Regions from separate parts of the Homo sapiens genome. Here region 1 is linked to region 2. A link is an interaction called in ENCODE POLR2A ChIA-PET data of the cell type or tissue named here. Cell type or tissue: PC-9. All regions are shown on one strand. Each heading gives the region's core, and the rest is flanking DNA. Links, peaks and the distances in the headings are about the cores only.

The links. Peaks named below come from ENCODE experiments on the same cell type or tissue, not always from the same donor. Only the 100,000 strongest peaks of a DNase experiment are listed, where the experiment ranks them.
Region 1: POLR2A ChIA-PET joins it to region 2 with 14 read pairs; 5 of 35 experiments call an interaction of 5 or more read pairs at or near these places.

Annotation. Positions count from the first base shown.
Region 1 is chr11:70,229,244-70,237,293 of GRCh38, reverse strand. No RefSeq gene overlaps it. Among named protein-coding and RNA genes, the nearest start is that of FADD, 30 kb to the right of the region's middle. RefSeq lists an enhancer at 7,446-7,946. In PC-9, for the core only: no CTCF peak of the experiment used is centred there; a DNase peak (open chromatin) is centred at 3,663; H3K27ac peaks cover 2,141 bases.
Region 2 is chr11:70,289,250-70,297,299 of GRCh38, reverse strand. The region is part of intron 2 of PPFIA1 (PPFI scaffold protein A1); the gene reads right to left. Among named protein-coding and RNA genes, the nearest start is that of MIR548K, 9.3 kb to the right of the region's middle. In PC-9, for the core only: no CTCF peak of the experiment used is centred there; no DNase peak of the experiment used is centred there.

The DNA.
Region 1 (8,050 bases), core at 2,399-4,898, 59 kb after region 2:
CCAGTCAAGGAAAGTGACTTTTTTATGATTCTTATTTCCTGAGATGTGAAAGTAAACCAGGGGCCTGGGGGTGCAGGAGAAAGATTTCTTAGGTAGTAAGTCTTTTCCCAAATTATTTATTTATTATTTTATTTTATTTTATTTTATTTTATTTTATTTTTTAGAGACAGAGTAGTGCTCTGTCACCCAGCTGGAGTGCAGTGAGTGGCACAATCATAACTTACTGCAGCCTCCAACTTCTGGGCTCAGGTGATCCTCTCGCCTCAGCCTCTGAGTAACTGGGACCACAGGTGCACGCCACCACATTCTGCTCATGAAAAAAAAATTTTTTTTTTTTTTTTTTTTTTTTTTTGGTAGAGACAGGGGCAGGTCTCACTATGTTGCCCAGGCTGGTCTTGAACTCCCGGCCTCCAGTTTTTCTTCTGTCTCAGCTTCCCAGAGTGCTGGGATGGTGGATGTGAGCCACCATGCCTGACCTAGAAATTCTTAATTAAGTGCCACTACTTTGGAAGGGGGATGAAATCAAGTGGTCGGTCTCTGCCAGGATCTGGAATAGGCTGCTAGGGTTCCCAGGCCCCATGCTGATGATGGATCCCTCTCTCCTGGAGGAGGTGGGGGCGCGTGGCCCCACGGGCTCACTCGGCTTGATGGAGAGGCCTCTTCTGAATGCCCAGCTCCCATGTAACATCCTCTGCTGGTCCCAGGTGCCTCCCCCCATTCACCTGGCCTGGGCTCAGTGCCCCATTCACTGCCCTCTGCCTAATGGTTGGCCTAATGGTTGGCCACTCCAAGTGGACCAATGGATTCTTGGCTTGTCCAACTGTCTCCTGTGAGCTGATTCCTATGGGCCATAAACAGGGTGCGACTTGCACCGAGGAGGGATAGGAAGAGAAGGGACAGATGTGGACAGCCAACCTGCAATGACAGCTGTGGTCACCACAGAGATCCCTTATGGGCAGGTAAGATATTCCAGGCACCAGATGTGGTGGCTCAAGCCTGTAGTCCCAGCTATCTGGGAGGCTGAGGAAGGAGGATTGCTTGACCCCAGGAGATCGAGGCTGCAGTGAGCCAGGATTGCGCCACTGCACTCCAGGCTGGGTGACAGAGTAAGACTCCATCTCTTAAAAAAAAAAAAAAGATATTCCAGTTGCTTTACATCCGTAACCCTCCCAGTGGACGTGAGAGCTATCATCTGTGGCAGACTGTATCTCCCAAAAGGTTATTGCAGCAGTGTCTCCTGTCCCATATACTCTTCCACTTTTCCACCTTTCCAATTTTCCACCTTTCCACTGCCCCATCAAAGTCTAGAGTTTACAGCCTGGACAACATAGTGAAACCCTGTCTCTACCAAAAAATACAAAAATTAGCCAGATGTGGGGAGGTGGAGGTTGCAACAAGCCGAGATGGCAGCACTGCAGTCCAGCCTGGACAACAGAGCGAGACCCTGTCTCAAAAACAAAAACAAAAAGTCTGGAGTCTAATTCTCCTGATTTTGAACCTGGGTGAGTTTGTGACTCACAGGCCACCAAGTGGGCAATTTAGCTGTCCTCAGGCTGTCATGTTGGGAGGAAGCCCATACCGGAGCGTCAGGCAGAACCACCCAGTGGGGCCCTTCCTGAATTCCTGACCCACAGAAGCCCTGAGACACAAGAGACTTACTGGGGTTTTAAGCCACTCAGTTTTGGGGTGATTTGTCATGCAGAAACAGATCATTGGAACATCAGTCCATTTCTCAGGTGAGGAAAATGAGGCTCAGAGTGTACCTTTGGAGTACATTTGTCCAAGATCACCTGGCAAATACATAGGAGAGTCTAGACCTAACCCCAGTCTGTGACTTCAAGGTCTGGGCTCCACTTTGCACCTGAACTTATGCACGAATGCATGTCAGTGACTTTGTCTATACCAGTAAGAAAGCCCCTTGAAGTCGTTTCATATGAAAGCAGTCGGGACACAGCCAGGCTTGGATGGGAAGGCCAGGCCTTGTATGCTGACTATTCTGCTATTCTGGGAGCTGGGCCTCCTTAGCGTCTCAGCCTTAGTCCCTTCACCCAGCCTGTATCTCACAGGGATTCCTTTATTAGTATTGTTTCCTAAGTACCTGGTGTGCCCAGGCTGCTGGTGGGTACATAAAAGTCAAAGGCAGCCGGGCACAGTAGCTCATGCCTGTAATCCCAGCACTTTGGGAGGCTGAGGTGGGCGGATCGCCTGAGGTCAGGAGTTTGAGACCAGCCTGGCCAACATGGTGAAACCCCGTTTCTACTAAAAATACAAAAATTAGCTGGGCGTGGTGGCTCATGCCTGTAATTCCAGCACTTTGGGAGGCCGAGGTGAGTGGATCACCAGAGGTCAGGAGTTCGAGACCAGCCTGGTCAACATGGTGAAATCCCATCTCTACTAAAAACACAAAAATTAGCCGGGCATGGTGGCGGGCACCTGTAATCCCAGTTACTCAGGAGGCTGAGGCAGGAGAATCTCTTGAACCTGGGAGGCAGAGGTTGCAGTGAGCTGAGATTGCGCCACTACACTCCAGCCTGGGAGGCAGAGCAAGACTGTCTCAAAAAAACAAAAACAAACAAAAACCCATCAAAATTAGCTGGGTGTGGTGGCAGGCACTTGTAATCCCTGCTACTTGGGAGGCTGAGGCAGAAGAATCGCTTGAACCCAGGAGGTGAAAGCTGCAGTGAGCTGAGATCGCGCCACTGCACTCCAGCCTGGGCGACAGAGCAGGACCCCACTGCAAAAAAAAAAAAAAAAAAAAAAAAAAAAAGTCAAAGGTGAGTAGGATATGGGCTTCCCTGACATCCCAGGTCCCCAGGCTATAAGGAAGAAGGGCCAGTAAAAAAGTAAGTCGACCACCATCCAACCCATACCCCCATGGGGCATGCTTAATACAGAGGGTGAAGCTGAAGCTCTATCTGCAGCAGGTTCTAGAAGGTCACTCCATCCCCCCCATGAAAGCAGATCCCTTAGCCTCCTAGCCTGACAGACAACAGCAGCACCTGAGATGTCCCAGGGGGTTAATGTGTTCTAAGCACTTAGCATATCGACTGGTCTAACCCTCACCAACACCCTTGAGGAAGGTGCCATTCCTATCCCCATTTTACAGATAGGAAGGACTGAGGCGGAGAAGCTAAATAACTTGCCCAGATCGCCCAGTCAGCAGGAGGCAGGCTCCTGGCGGCTAACTCCATAGCCAACACTCACCCCCGAACAGGGAGTGCCTGGTAAATGTCGACTGAACGGTGATCCGCTGGGGCATCTACGCAGAGATGGGCAATGAGTAGGAGTGTAGCAGGAGAGAGAAGCAGGCATTGGAATTCCTGAGGGTGGGAAGCATTTCTGAAGGCACAGAGAGGCACTAAACATCATCTGCTGGTTGACTCTAGCTGGGACACTCATGATGGCTGACCGTGCCAGGCCCTGGGGAGAGGGAGTAGGGAGGTGGCTCCAGCCTGGACGTGGAGGCACTCCCCAAGGCTGGAGCTTCGCAGGAGGACACTAACCTCCCTGGGATGCCGAGGACTCACACTTCATCCTGGGGCGGTGCGTTCAGCCTGCAGGTGTAGACAGTCAATGACTCCAGTTAATGGTGAGGTGAGGAACTTGGCACTGAACAGTGTTGAGTCACACGGTGAGAACGTCTTTCCCTTTTCAACAATCGGTCAGTCCCTCTGAACAAAGTGAGATTTCATCTCGGGCTAGTGATGACTAATGTCTTCTTAAACAAAGTGAGTAGCCCTCAGTTTCAGAGCCTGGAAGGCAGTGGAGTGTATGACGAGTTTCAGAATGTCACTTTTTTATTGCATTCCTTTTCATAGCCACCTCCTGATTATTCCAAGTGATACTGTGTTTCAATCAAGGTTAGCTTTGTGTAAGTGTCTGAAGTCTCCAAATCACAGTGACTTCAATGAGGGTTTATTTTTCTCATACAAAGGCAACCCTGATGTAAGCTTTCTAGGGCTAGCAGGGAGGCTCTGTAATCTTTAAGAACCCAGGATCCTTCTATCCTGCTGCATTGCTTCCTCATGACCCAATATAGCTGCCTGTGCTCCAGCTATCATGCTTGCATTCCAGGCAGAAGGAAGGAATAAAGGGATGCTGAAGGGCACAATCCTCTCCCTCCTTTAAGGCTGTTTTTAGGAAGTTCCACACTCCATTTCTGCACATATGCAGAACTTAGTCAAAGGGCCACACCTGGCTGCAGGGGAGGTTGGGAAATGCAGCCTTGACTGTCTGCTTAGCTAAAAATTGGGGATCTTGTGTAAAGTGAGAAGGGATGAAAAGATACTGGGTGACACCAGCAATCTTTGCCATAGACTGTTTTCTTTTTGTAACAGAGACACAAAAAATTAAAAATTTTTAAATTTTAAATTTTTAAGAGAGTCGCTTTCAAGATACAGCTAAGTAGATAAAAGGACAAGGCTTTCAAGAAAAAGCTAAGTAGATAAAACGAGAGGGGGAGGTCAGGCGTGGTGGCTCACGCCTATAATCCCAGCACTTTGGGAGGCCGAGGGGGGCGTGGATCACCTGAGGTCAGGAGCTCGAGAGCAGCCTGACCAACATGGCAAAACCCCATCTCTACTAAAAATACAAAAATTAGCCGGGCATGGTGGTGGGTGCCTGTAATCCCAACTACTCGGGAGGCTGAGTCAGGAGAATCGCTGGAACCCGGGAGGCAGAGGTTGCAGTGAGCTGAGGTCACGCCATTGCACTCCAGCCTGAGTGACAGACTGAGACTCCGTCTCAAAACAAAAAACAAAAAAACGACAGAGGGTACATGGCTAAGGCAAAAATTGCCAAGCTGACCCTTGAGTCACTGAGCTTTGGGAAAGGAGCTGTGAACTACGAAAAAGCAAAAGAGGTGTCTCGCCCAAAGACCAGGGTGGGGTCAGGTTTTCTATTTAGGAGGAAATCTCTGGCCCCAGGTAGAAAGGGATCTGGGTCGCCAGGCACTGTGGCTAATGCCTGTAATCCCAGCACTTTGGGAGGCCAAGGCAGGTGGAGCTCAAGTGTGAGCTCAGGAGTTGGAGACCAACCTTGGCAACATGGCAAAACCCCATCTCTACCAAAAATACAAATATTAGTCGGGCCTGTAGCCCCAGCTACTTGGGAGGCTGAGATGGAAGGATTACTGGAGCCTGGAAAGTCAGGGATGCCATGAGCTGTGATTGCACCAGTGTACTCTAGCCTGGGCAACAGAGTGAGCCCCTATCTCAAAAAAAAAAAAAAAAAAAAGAGAGAGAGAGAGAGAAGGATCCAGATCAGGAAGAGACCAGAGATGGGAAGGCTGGGAGGAAGGAGTTTGTTCCAGAAGTGAGCCGGCCAGGGCCAGGGCAGGGGAGCAGGAGGCTGAGTGAGGTGGGAAGGGGCCACTTTCCTCTGAGAAGAAAGCAGCGACCAGGCCCTCCCAGCAAAACTCATCAGGGTCTTGGAAGTGGGAGCCAAGGCCACAGGCGGGGGTTGCAGGTCTGTCCAGGGGTTAAGAAGCGTGCGGAAGCTTTGAAGCAGGTGGGGCTGTAAGACGGCAGGAATGTTAAAGGCCAGGGTCCTCTGCCACACACAGAGGTGAGGCTGCATGAGCGAGTGCAGATAACGAACTAATGAGGCTGGTCATCTGCATGGGGCCCAGGACGTGCCTGGCACAGACAAGATCTCCCCTGCCTCCTTACCCCCTCACAGCACAATAAGCCCACTCCCATCTCCTAGAGGGAAAGTGCTGCCGAGCTCTCTAGGCCTGTCCACAGCACAGCAGATTCAAGCCGAGTCTGGCGGCCCCTGCTCCATCTGCCCTGATGCCACGGACAGCGCTTGGCACACAGAGGGAGGCGCACGTGCCTGCGGGTGGACGAAAGAATGAATGGAAGGGTCAGCTCTCGCTTCTGCACCTGAGCATCGTCCAGCGAAATCTCACAGGACAACGGCAGCCTCAGCTTCCCTCCCACAGGCAAGCTCATGGTGGGAAGGGTTTGATTTTCCCAAAATAAAAGGGTGTGGGGCCGGAAGTGTGGCTCAGTGGCCCCTCCCTGGCTCCTCTGTGCAGGCAGCCAGCAGACAGGTTTATTTTCGATGCTGGCTGGCGCTTTCAGTGGAGTATTTTTGGAGTGTCCACAAGCCTTGTTTTAGTTTTCATGGCTATTCTCATGCTGCTGTGAAGTCACCTGGTCCCTCATGCTCCTGGTGACTGCCTGCTGTAAGACAGGGACAGTGGCTGGTCAGTCTTCCCTGGGAGTCCCCAGAAAGGGACGGAAAACCGCCAAGGACTGTGGACTGCGATGGGCTTTGCCCCTGCCCCAAGCTGGGCCACTGTCTGGGCCTGCCGTGCCTGTCTGGGAGCTAGAAGCTTGTGCAGGGCAGGGCAGCCTGCAGAACATCCAGGTGGTCTGGGTCCCAACCCACACTCCTCCACTTCCTAGGGGGCAACCCCCATGCTAATCACCAAACCTGTCAAATGGGACAAGCAGAACCTTCCTTAATAACAGCTCAAGATTCCCCTGAGACTAAAATGAGATGCTAGCCCTCAAAGAACTTTGGGGAAAAAACAAAGTTACTAGGCAGCCTTAATTAACACAGGCCATTCTTCCTAAGTGATAATATATGATTACGCGTTCCCCATAACAGCCAGAAAGTTGACTACAACCTTTAGGAATCTAGTTGTTTTCTTTTCTCATTTTCCAGTGAACAACCACGTGCTTTGGATCTCTAATAAAGTGGGACACTCTTTCATCATGTCATTGTCCTGCGTAAAGGATTTTGCTGGCTCCTTTATTTTTATTTTTATTTTTAAGGAACTGAGTTTCTCATTCAGCTCCTAAGTTTGTACCTTCAAAGCCTGGAACTCAGTATTGCCTAAACCCCCTTGGAGGATTTATAAAAGGCAGAAATAGCACTCTATTAACTCTTTTTCCTATCAAAAGCAGCTCTTGATTGGACTTAGGACCTGTGTTGGCAGATCAAAAGAGAAAGCGAGGTCAAATTTGAGGTTCTCTGTGGCATCGGTATACTGTAATGGAATAAATGTCCTGAAGAAGCAAAAAAGAAAGAAAAAAAAGAAACTGGGTCTCTCTCTGTCACCAGGCTGGAGTGCAGTGATGCGATCACGGCTTGACCTCCTGGGTCAAGTGATCCTCCTGCCTCAGCCTCCTGAGTAGCTGGGACTACAGATGCACATCACCACGCCCAGCTAATTTTAAAATTTTTAGTAGAGATAGGGCATCACCATGTTGCCCAGGCTGGTCTCAAATTCCTGGGATCCAGCAATCCTCTTGTCTCGGCCTCTCAAAGTGTTGGGATTACAGGCTTGAGCCACCACGCCCGGCCTGCCGGCTCCTTGGTGTTTAAAAGATAAAATTCCGGCCCTCACTCTACCTCCAGGCTCCAAGCCCTCTCCTAAGTCTTTCTGGAACCGGCTTGCTTAGAGCTTGCCGCCTCTGGGAGGCACCTCTGATTCCGTGCCCCTGGCCTTTGCACTTGCTGTTCCCTGTGTCTGAGCTGCTTGCCGCCTGATGAACTCCTCCTTGTCCTAGGAAGCCAACTCAAAGGGCCCCCTCTCTGGAAAGGCGGTTTGGTGTGCTGGAAACTCTATGGGCCTTGGAGTCAGGAGCCTTGGGTTGAAGTCCTAGCTGCACCTTGGGACTTGATAAATCACTTCAGCTCTCAGGACTCAGTTTTTTTTCACGTGGGATTATTTCCCTGTTTGTCTCTCCCAATAGGAACTCCTTAAGGTCTGGAACTGCATTGTATTCATCCTGGGGTCCTCTCCTTCCTCCCAGTCCCAAAAAGCATGGGGATATTGCGTTACTATCTCAGGATAAATAAGAACTCAAATCACCAAGTAGCACCTGTAAACCAAAAAGCATCTGAGCAGGTCTGGATCGGTTTAGAAAGTTTATTTTGCCAAGGATAAGGACGTGCCCGTGACAGCCTCAGGAGGTCCTGACAACATGGGCCCAAGGTGGTCAAGGTATAGTTTGCATTTATACATTTTAGGGAGACATAAGGCATCAATCAATACATGTGAGATTTACATTGGTTGGATCTAGAAGGGCGGGAC
Region 2 (8,050 bases), core at 3,065-5,564:
GTAGCTGGGACTACAAGCACGCACCACCACGCCCAAATAACTTTTTGATTTTTTGTAAAAGTAGGGTCCTGCTATGTTGCTCAGGCTGGTCTCGAACTCCTGGCCTCAAGTGATCCTTCCACCTCAGCCTCCCAAAGTGCTGGGAGCCTGAAGCGTGAGCCACCGTGCCCGGCCTCTCTGGTTTTGTTTTCTATTGATCACAATTAACTTTGGGAATTACAGGGAAAAGCATTCTTTGCCAAAACCAAACTTCTTTAGCCCATTCAATAATGACTATCAGAAGAATGACTAACATTTATTGAATGCTTATTAAATACCAGGCTCTCTTCTGAGAGCGTCATGAATTAACTATCTTCACCACGAGTCTGTGAGGCACGTCTCACAGTGAGCAGCGGAGAGCTAAGGGGACAGCGCAGACCCAGAGGCCATGCTCTTACACACAACCTCAATATCACACCACATTAACAAGCAATCCTCTCCATAAGCAAAGAAACAAATGTGATAAAGAAAATTCTCCTCTCCCTCTCCCTCCCTCCCCCTCCCTCCCTCCCTCTCTCCCTCTCCCTCTCCCTCCTCTCCCTCTCCCCATGGTCTCCCGCTCCCCACGGTCTCCCTCTCCCTCTCTTTCCACGGTCTCCCTCTGATGCTGAGCCGAAGCTGGACTGTACTGCTGCCATCTCGGCTCACTGCAACCTCCCTGCCTGATTCTCCTGCCTCAGCCTGCCGAGTGCCTGCGATTGCAGGCGCGCACCGCCACGCCTGACTGGTTTTCGTATTTTTTTGGTGGAGACGGGGTTTCGCTGTGTTGGCCGGGCTGGCCTCCAGCTCCTAACCGCGAGTGGTCCGCCAGCCTCGGCCTCCAGAGGTGCTGGGATTGCAGACAGTGTCTGGTTCACTCAGTGCTCAATGGTGCCCAGGCTGGAGTGCAGTGGCGTGATCTCGGCTCGCTACAACCTCCACCTCCCAGCTGCCTGCCTTGGCCTCCCAAAGTGCCCAGAGTGCAGCCTCTGCCCGGCCGCCACCCCGTCTAGGAAGTGAGGAGCGTCTCTGCCTGGCCGCCCATCGTCTGGGATGTTAGGAGCCCCTCTGCCTGGCTGCCGAGTCTGGAAAGTGAGGAGCGTCTCTGCCTGGCCGCCATCCCATCTAGGAAGTGAGGAGCACCTCTTCCCGGCTGCCATCCCATCTAGGAAGTGAGGAGCGTCTCTGCCCAGCCGCCCATCGTCTGAGATGTGGGGAGTGCCTTTGCCCCGACGCCCCGTCTGGGATGTGAGGAGCGCCTCTGCCCGGTCGCGACCCCGTCTGGGAGGTGAGGAGCGTCTCTGCCCAGCCGCCCCATCTGAGAAGGGAGGAGACCCTCCGCCTGGCAACCGCCCCGTCTGAGAAGTGAGGAGACCCTCCGCCCGGCAGCCGCCCCGTCTGAGAAGTGAGGAGCCCCTCCGCCCAGCAGCCACCCCGTCTGGGAAGTGAGGAGCGTCTCCGCCCAGCAGCCGCCCCGTCCAGGAGGGAGGTGGGGGTCAGCCCGCCAGGCCAGCCGTCCCGTCTGGGAGGGAGGTGGGGGGGTCAGCCCCCTGCCCGGCCAGCCGCCCCGTCCGGGAGGGAGGTGGGGGGGGTCAGCCCCCGGCCCGGCCAGCCGCCCCGTCCGGGAGGTGAGGGGCACCTCTGCCCGGCCGCCCCTACTGGGAAGTGAGGAGCCCCTCTGCCCAGCCAGCCGCTCCATCCGGGAGGGAGGTGGGGGGGTCAGCCCCCCGCCCGGCCAGCCGCCCCGTCCGGGAGGGAGGTGGGGGGGGTCAGCCCCCCCACCCGGCCAGCCGCCCCGTCCAGGAGGTGAGGGGCGCCTCTGCCCGGCTGCCCCTACTGGGAAGTGAGGAGCCCCTGTGCCCGGCCAGCCACCTCATCCGGGAGGGAGATGGGGGGGTCAGCCCCCCGCCCGGCCAGCCGCCCCATCCGGGAGGGAGGTGGGGGGGGTCAGCCCCCCGCCCAGCCAGCCGCCCCATCCGGGAGGGAGGTGGGGGGGTCAGCCCCTCGCCCGGCCAGCCACCCCGTCCGGGAGGGAGGTGGGGGGGTCAGCCCCTCGCCCGGCCAGCCACCCCGTCCGGGAGGGAGGTGGGGGGGTCAGCCCCCCGCCCGGCCAGCCGCCCCACCCAGGAGGTGAGGAGCGCCTCTGCCCGGCCGCCCCTACTGGGAAGTAAGGAGCCCCTCTGCCCGGCCACCACCCCGTCTGGGAGGTGTACCCAACAGCTCATTGAGAACGGGCCAGGATGACAATGGCGGTTTTGTGGAATAGAAAGCGGGGAAAGGCGGGGAAAAGATTGAGAAATCGGATGGTTGCCATGTCTGTGTGGAAAGAAGTAGACATGGGAGACTTGTCATTTTGTTCTGTACTAAGAAAAATTCTTCTGCCTTGGGATCCTGTTGATCTGTGACCTTACCCCCCAACCCTGTGCTCTCTGAAACATGTGCTGTGTCCACTCAGGGTTAAATGGATTAAGGGCAGTGCAAGATGTGCTTTGTTAAACAGATGCTTGAAGGCAGCATGCTCGTTAAGAGTCATCACCACTCCCTAATCTCAAGTACCCAGGGACACAAACACTGCGGAAGGCCACAGGGACCTCTGCCTAGGAAAACCAGAGACCTTTGTTCACTTGTTTATCTGCTGACCTTCCTTCCACTATTGTCCTATGACCCTGCCAAATCCCTCTCTGTGAGAAACACCCAAGAATGATCAATAAAAATAAAAATTAAAAAAAAAAAAAGAAAGAAAATTCTCACCATTTCCCTTTTGACTTTTTGCCTTTGTCACAAAGCCTCGTTACACTCAAGGTAGGATTTACATCCCCCATTCAAAGACACCAAAATCCTGCTTTCTGTCCCATGTCTAAAGGACGTGGGCATATCCCTTCAGCAGAAACACTGGATTTCCTTCCCAGTGTTCCTCTCCTTTGACCCTCGCCAACTTCCATCACCTCGCCATCTCCAAACGTTCACTCAGGTCTTCTGCAGGTGAATACTGGAATCAAAGTTTACCTTTCTCTACAATTTGCAACAAAAGAACTGTGCAGGCCAGGTGCAGTGGCTCGCACCTGTCATCCCAGCACTTTGGGAGGCCGAGGTAGAAGGATCACTTGAGGCCAAGAGTTTGAGACCAGCCTGGGAAACATGGCGAAACCCTGTGTCTACAAAAAATACAAAACTCAGCTGGGCATGGTGGTGCACTGCACACCAATGGTCCCAGCTACTCGAGAGGCTGAGATGGGAGGATTGCTCGAGCCCAGGAAGTCGAGGCTGCAGTGAGCCTTGATCTCACTGCACTCCAGCCTGGGCGACACAGGAAGACCCTGTCAAAAAAAAAAAAAAAAAGAGAGAGAGAGAGAACTGTGCAGGAACTACAGAGTATTTAAAGAATCAGAGAGCTGAAAGGGATCCAATCGCTAGTCCTAGGGCTTTCCAACTGTCTTCCTAGGACCCCTTCGAGGGCAGGGTAAAGCAGAGGCTGAGGGTCTCAGCAAATGGCTCCCCAGGGCAGCTGACTTTGCCCTGAGCCACTCTGCATGGTTTTACCTATGGAAAAAGACCCTTCGGAGACTGGCTTCTTCCAGAAAGCTTTAAACTACAGGGCCCAGTCCACCCAGTTTATATATGTGGAGAAGTAACACAAGGCTCCAGCAGATTAAGTGATGGCAGACCAGAAGACGCCACTGGCTCCTGAGCCACCTGCTCTCACACTTTGCTAATCAGCAGCTACCACGTGCCAAAGGCAGTGGGGTAGGGGACTGGCCTTGCCACCGCGACTCTATTATGTTTCAAAGCCATTGGTTTTATTTGCTTCTCTATTGTTCCAGTGATTTGTTTCAAGTAATCATCAAAATACCAACGAAATTGCAGGTTAGCAAATTTTAACGTTATGATGGGCCAAGAGTTGATTGATGGGAAACCAAACAATAGTGTCACACACTTGCTATGAAGCCAACATATAGCACACTTAAATCCCCTTGTTCTGCACTGTGAAAAAGTTTCTGGAAAAAGCAATGAAGAAGGGGAAAAAAACTGAAACTTTGAATGCCTTGGATTAACCACGTGGAAGAGCTAGGAACAGAATTAGATGAGCCACTGAAGAACAGGTAGGTAACCGTTAAAAGATCCCGTTTAGGAAATTATTTCATCATTCTAGGATGCATCACTGTGTGTGTGTCTACTGTGTGCCAGAGGCTACGCTCAACACTGGGGACAGAATAGCACCAGGCAGCAGGCCACATGGGCAGGCACCTTGCTCAGACTAGGCTCCCATCCCAGGCAGGGGAAGCCCAAGCAGCTGCCCCGGATGCTCAAAGGTGGAGTAGGTGCAAGGAGTGGAAGGGGATCTAACTGAGAGACAAGTCCCTCCGTTAAAGAACCATAAGTGTGTGCACTCCAGTAATACTATAAGGGGGCAGAGGGGTCTGAAGGATACTGTTGTGCCCACTTTTTCATGCAGTTGAAGAACTCTGGAGTCAGACTGCTTGGATTCAAATACAGCCTCTACCATGTAATATCTATGGGATCCTGAGTGAGTTTCCAATTTCTTCATCTAGAAAATGGGGTCATAACAGTGTCCTGCTTTATAGCACTGTCACGAGGCTTCAGTGGGGGCTCATTCCTATAAAGAGGCTTAGAGGCAATAAACATTCACTATGATCTCATTCTATCTCCCAAACATCCATATACCCAGCCCCTGGACGGTACCTTACACACAGTAGACAATACGAATTTGCTAAAAAATACCCAAATGATTATTATCTCTAATTTACTGTGAGGAAACAGAAGGCTCAGTGATGAGGGAACGTGACAAAGGTAACAAGGGAAAGGGGACATGCGAGTCCAGCTGGCTCCAAGCCCATGCTCCACACAAACCTACTGCTCTCCTTGCCACCCACCCAGCCCGCGCTCCAATGTGGGAATCCACACAGGGGAGGCGGAGTGGAATCTACCTACAGAGGCAGGCAGAAAGGACGCACATGGCCTGCTTCTAAACTATTCACTGGCCGAGTGTGGTGGCTCACATGTGTGATTCCAGCACTTTGGGAGGCCTAGGCAGGGGGGTCACTTGAGCCCAGGAGTTCAAGAACAGCCTGGGAAACATGGGAAACCCTGTCTCTACAAAAAAATACAAAAATTAGCCAGGCGACTGGCCAAGCGCGGTGGCTCACGCCTGTAATCCTAGCACTTTGGGAGGCAGAGGTGGGTGGATCACAAGGTCAGGAGATCCAGACCATCCTGGCTAACATGGTGAAACCCCGTCTCTACTAAAAATACAAAAAATTAGCCAGGTGTGGTGGCACGCACCTGTAGTCCCAGCTACTCGGGAGGCTGAGGCAGGAGAATCGCTTGAACATGGGAGGCGGAGGTTGCCGTGAGCCGAGATCGCACCACTACACTCCAGCCTGGGCGACAGAGCAAGACTGTCTCAAAAAAAAAAAAAAAAAAAATTAGCCAGGCGTGGTGACACATGCCTGTGGTTCCAGCTACTGGGGAGGCTGAGGTGGGAGGATCACCTGAGCCCAGAGAGGTGGAGGCTGTGGTGAGCTGTGACCATGCCACCGCACTCCAGACTGGATGACAGAGTGAGACCCTGTCTCAAAAATAAATAAATAAGTAAACTATTCATTTAAGTCAGCAGATCTCCATCAATCACAAAAAGAAACAGAGGAAGGGCAATGCACTGAATTCCTGTTTGTAAAGTGCCTTCAGGTAACACAAAGAGCACAATGCCTGTCTGCTGAGATCGCCCTCCAGTGTGAACGCCTCAGCATCTATGGTGGAGGAAAATGAGCTGAGCCACAGGGCTGCTAAGTAAAATTTTACTTGGAATTTCTTTAAGCCTTTCTGCATCAATGGGATCTCACACTTAATCACAAGTGAAGTTCTTTAGATTTTAATTTGTATGAAAAGAAATACCACGTCACACTATTCAAATTAATACTCAGGCTATTCGAAATCATCTCATCCTGCCACATCTCTCTTTAAGGGTATGTAGGATACCATGACCTCGGCTGTCATTCATGTTTCCCCCACAAATTATTTTTAAGGTGGAAGAGACTGCACTAGCTTCCTCACAGCACCTTAAGATTTCAAGAGATCGGCTGGGCGTGGTGGCTCACGCCTGTAATCCCAGCACTTTGGGAGGCCGGGAGCTGGTGGATAACCTGAGGTCGGGAGTTCAAGACCAGGCTGACCAACAAGGAGAAACCCCGTCTCTACTAAAAATACAAAATTAGCCAGGCGTGGTGGCATATGCCTGTAATCCCAGCTACTCGGGAGGCTGAAGCAGGAGAGCCATTTGAACCTGGTAGGCAGAGGTTGCAGTAAGCCAAGATTGTGCCACTACATTCCAGCCTGGGCAACAAGAGTGAAACTGTCTCAAAAAAAAGAGATTTCAAGAGATCAATCGCTCAGAAACACTGATTCATCTCAAGTAGAACTTTAACTTTTCTATATGATTCAACAACTTCAGCATGTCACTACTTGAAATCAATTTTTATATTAGTACTGGCAAAGGTTTAAAACTACATAGGCAGGAGGAATAATTGGCCCTTTGCAAAGCAGAAAAACTTGGAAATGTACAATATGCTTCAAGCTCCCAAATTTTCAGAGTAAAATGAAATTTCCTCCTCCGAATAAGAATGAGACTCTGTGAAAAGAGTATGAACTCCATGGTTGGACCTCCCCTGCCAAGAGAACCTCAATCCAAGTCTACAGGATTCAGCCAAGCCCTTACTTTTAGCTACAGGGGAAAAAAATCCACAAAGTGGAAACATTTTGTCCACATCTCTAAATTAGCATTAGCAGGCGCCAACAAAGCCTTAGCTATGCTTCATTTCTGAGAGTGAAAGAAGGCACTGTCACTAATTGCTCCAGGATAACAGGCAAAAACCGGGACTATTCCATGCAAACCAGACACGTCCTCACCCCACCTATCGGAGGTGGGTGCGACAGGGCTAGGTGCAAGACTTCTGAGTTTACATTTTTACAAAGTTCTGGTCTTTTGAACCATGTAAATGTTTTGTGTGTTTGAAAAATAATAAACTTTTTTTTTTTACACAAGGTTTTGCTCTATCACCCAGGCTGGAGTGCAGTGGTATGATCTTGGATCACTGCAACCTCCATCTCTCAGGCCCAAGCGATTCTCGTGCCTCAGCCTCCTGAGTAGCTGGGACTACAGATGTGCACCACCAAGCCTGGCTAATTTTTTTTATTTTTTGTAGAGATGGGGTTTCACCATGTTGCCCAGGCTGCTCTTGAACACCTGGGCTCAAGTGATGCACCTGCCTCAGCCTCCCGAAGTGTGGGATTACAAGTGTGAGCCACTGCACCTGGCTGAAAAATAATAAACTTTTTAAAAAAATGTGTTTTTGAGAGACAGGGTCTTGCTATGTTAACCAGGCTGGCCTCCAACTCCTGGTCTCAAGCGATCCTCCCACCTCAGCCTCTCAAGTAGCTTGGACTGCAGGTGTGTGCCACCACACCTGGTTTGAAAAAGAATAAACTTGGCTGGGCACAGTGAGCCACGCCTGTAATGCCAACACTTAAAAAGCTGGGGCGTGGTGGCGCATGCCTGTAGTCCCAGCTACTTAAAAAGTTTATAAAATGCAAACTCTGAATTAAGAATAAATAGGAACAAATGAACCTGTTTATCAAATTGGTAATTACTTTGGTTATGTTACAACAAATTGTTTTAAACCCATTACTCTAACTATATATTCTTAAGATGTATTTATTTCTAAAGCCAAAAGAATTGCTAAGGAATCCTAAACTTCATTCGAAGGGTTGTTTGTAAGAACAATGTATTAAAATGCTGAACCCATTTTATGAATATCATAGATAAGGAAAACAATGTTAATATTATTAGAAATCAAAATCATCAGTTTAAGCTGTGTAAATATAAAATAAGGGGAAAAAACTTTTATTTTAAAGAATCAGTATGAAATTGGAGGTTTTTTAATGAACATTTTTTTCTAGCTCTGTCCAATGAAAGGACATAAAAGATGCTACCTTCAGCCAGGCACAGGGGCTCATG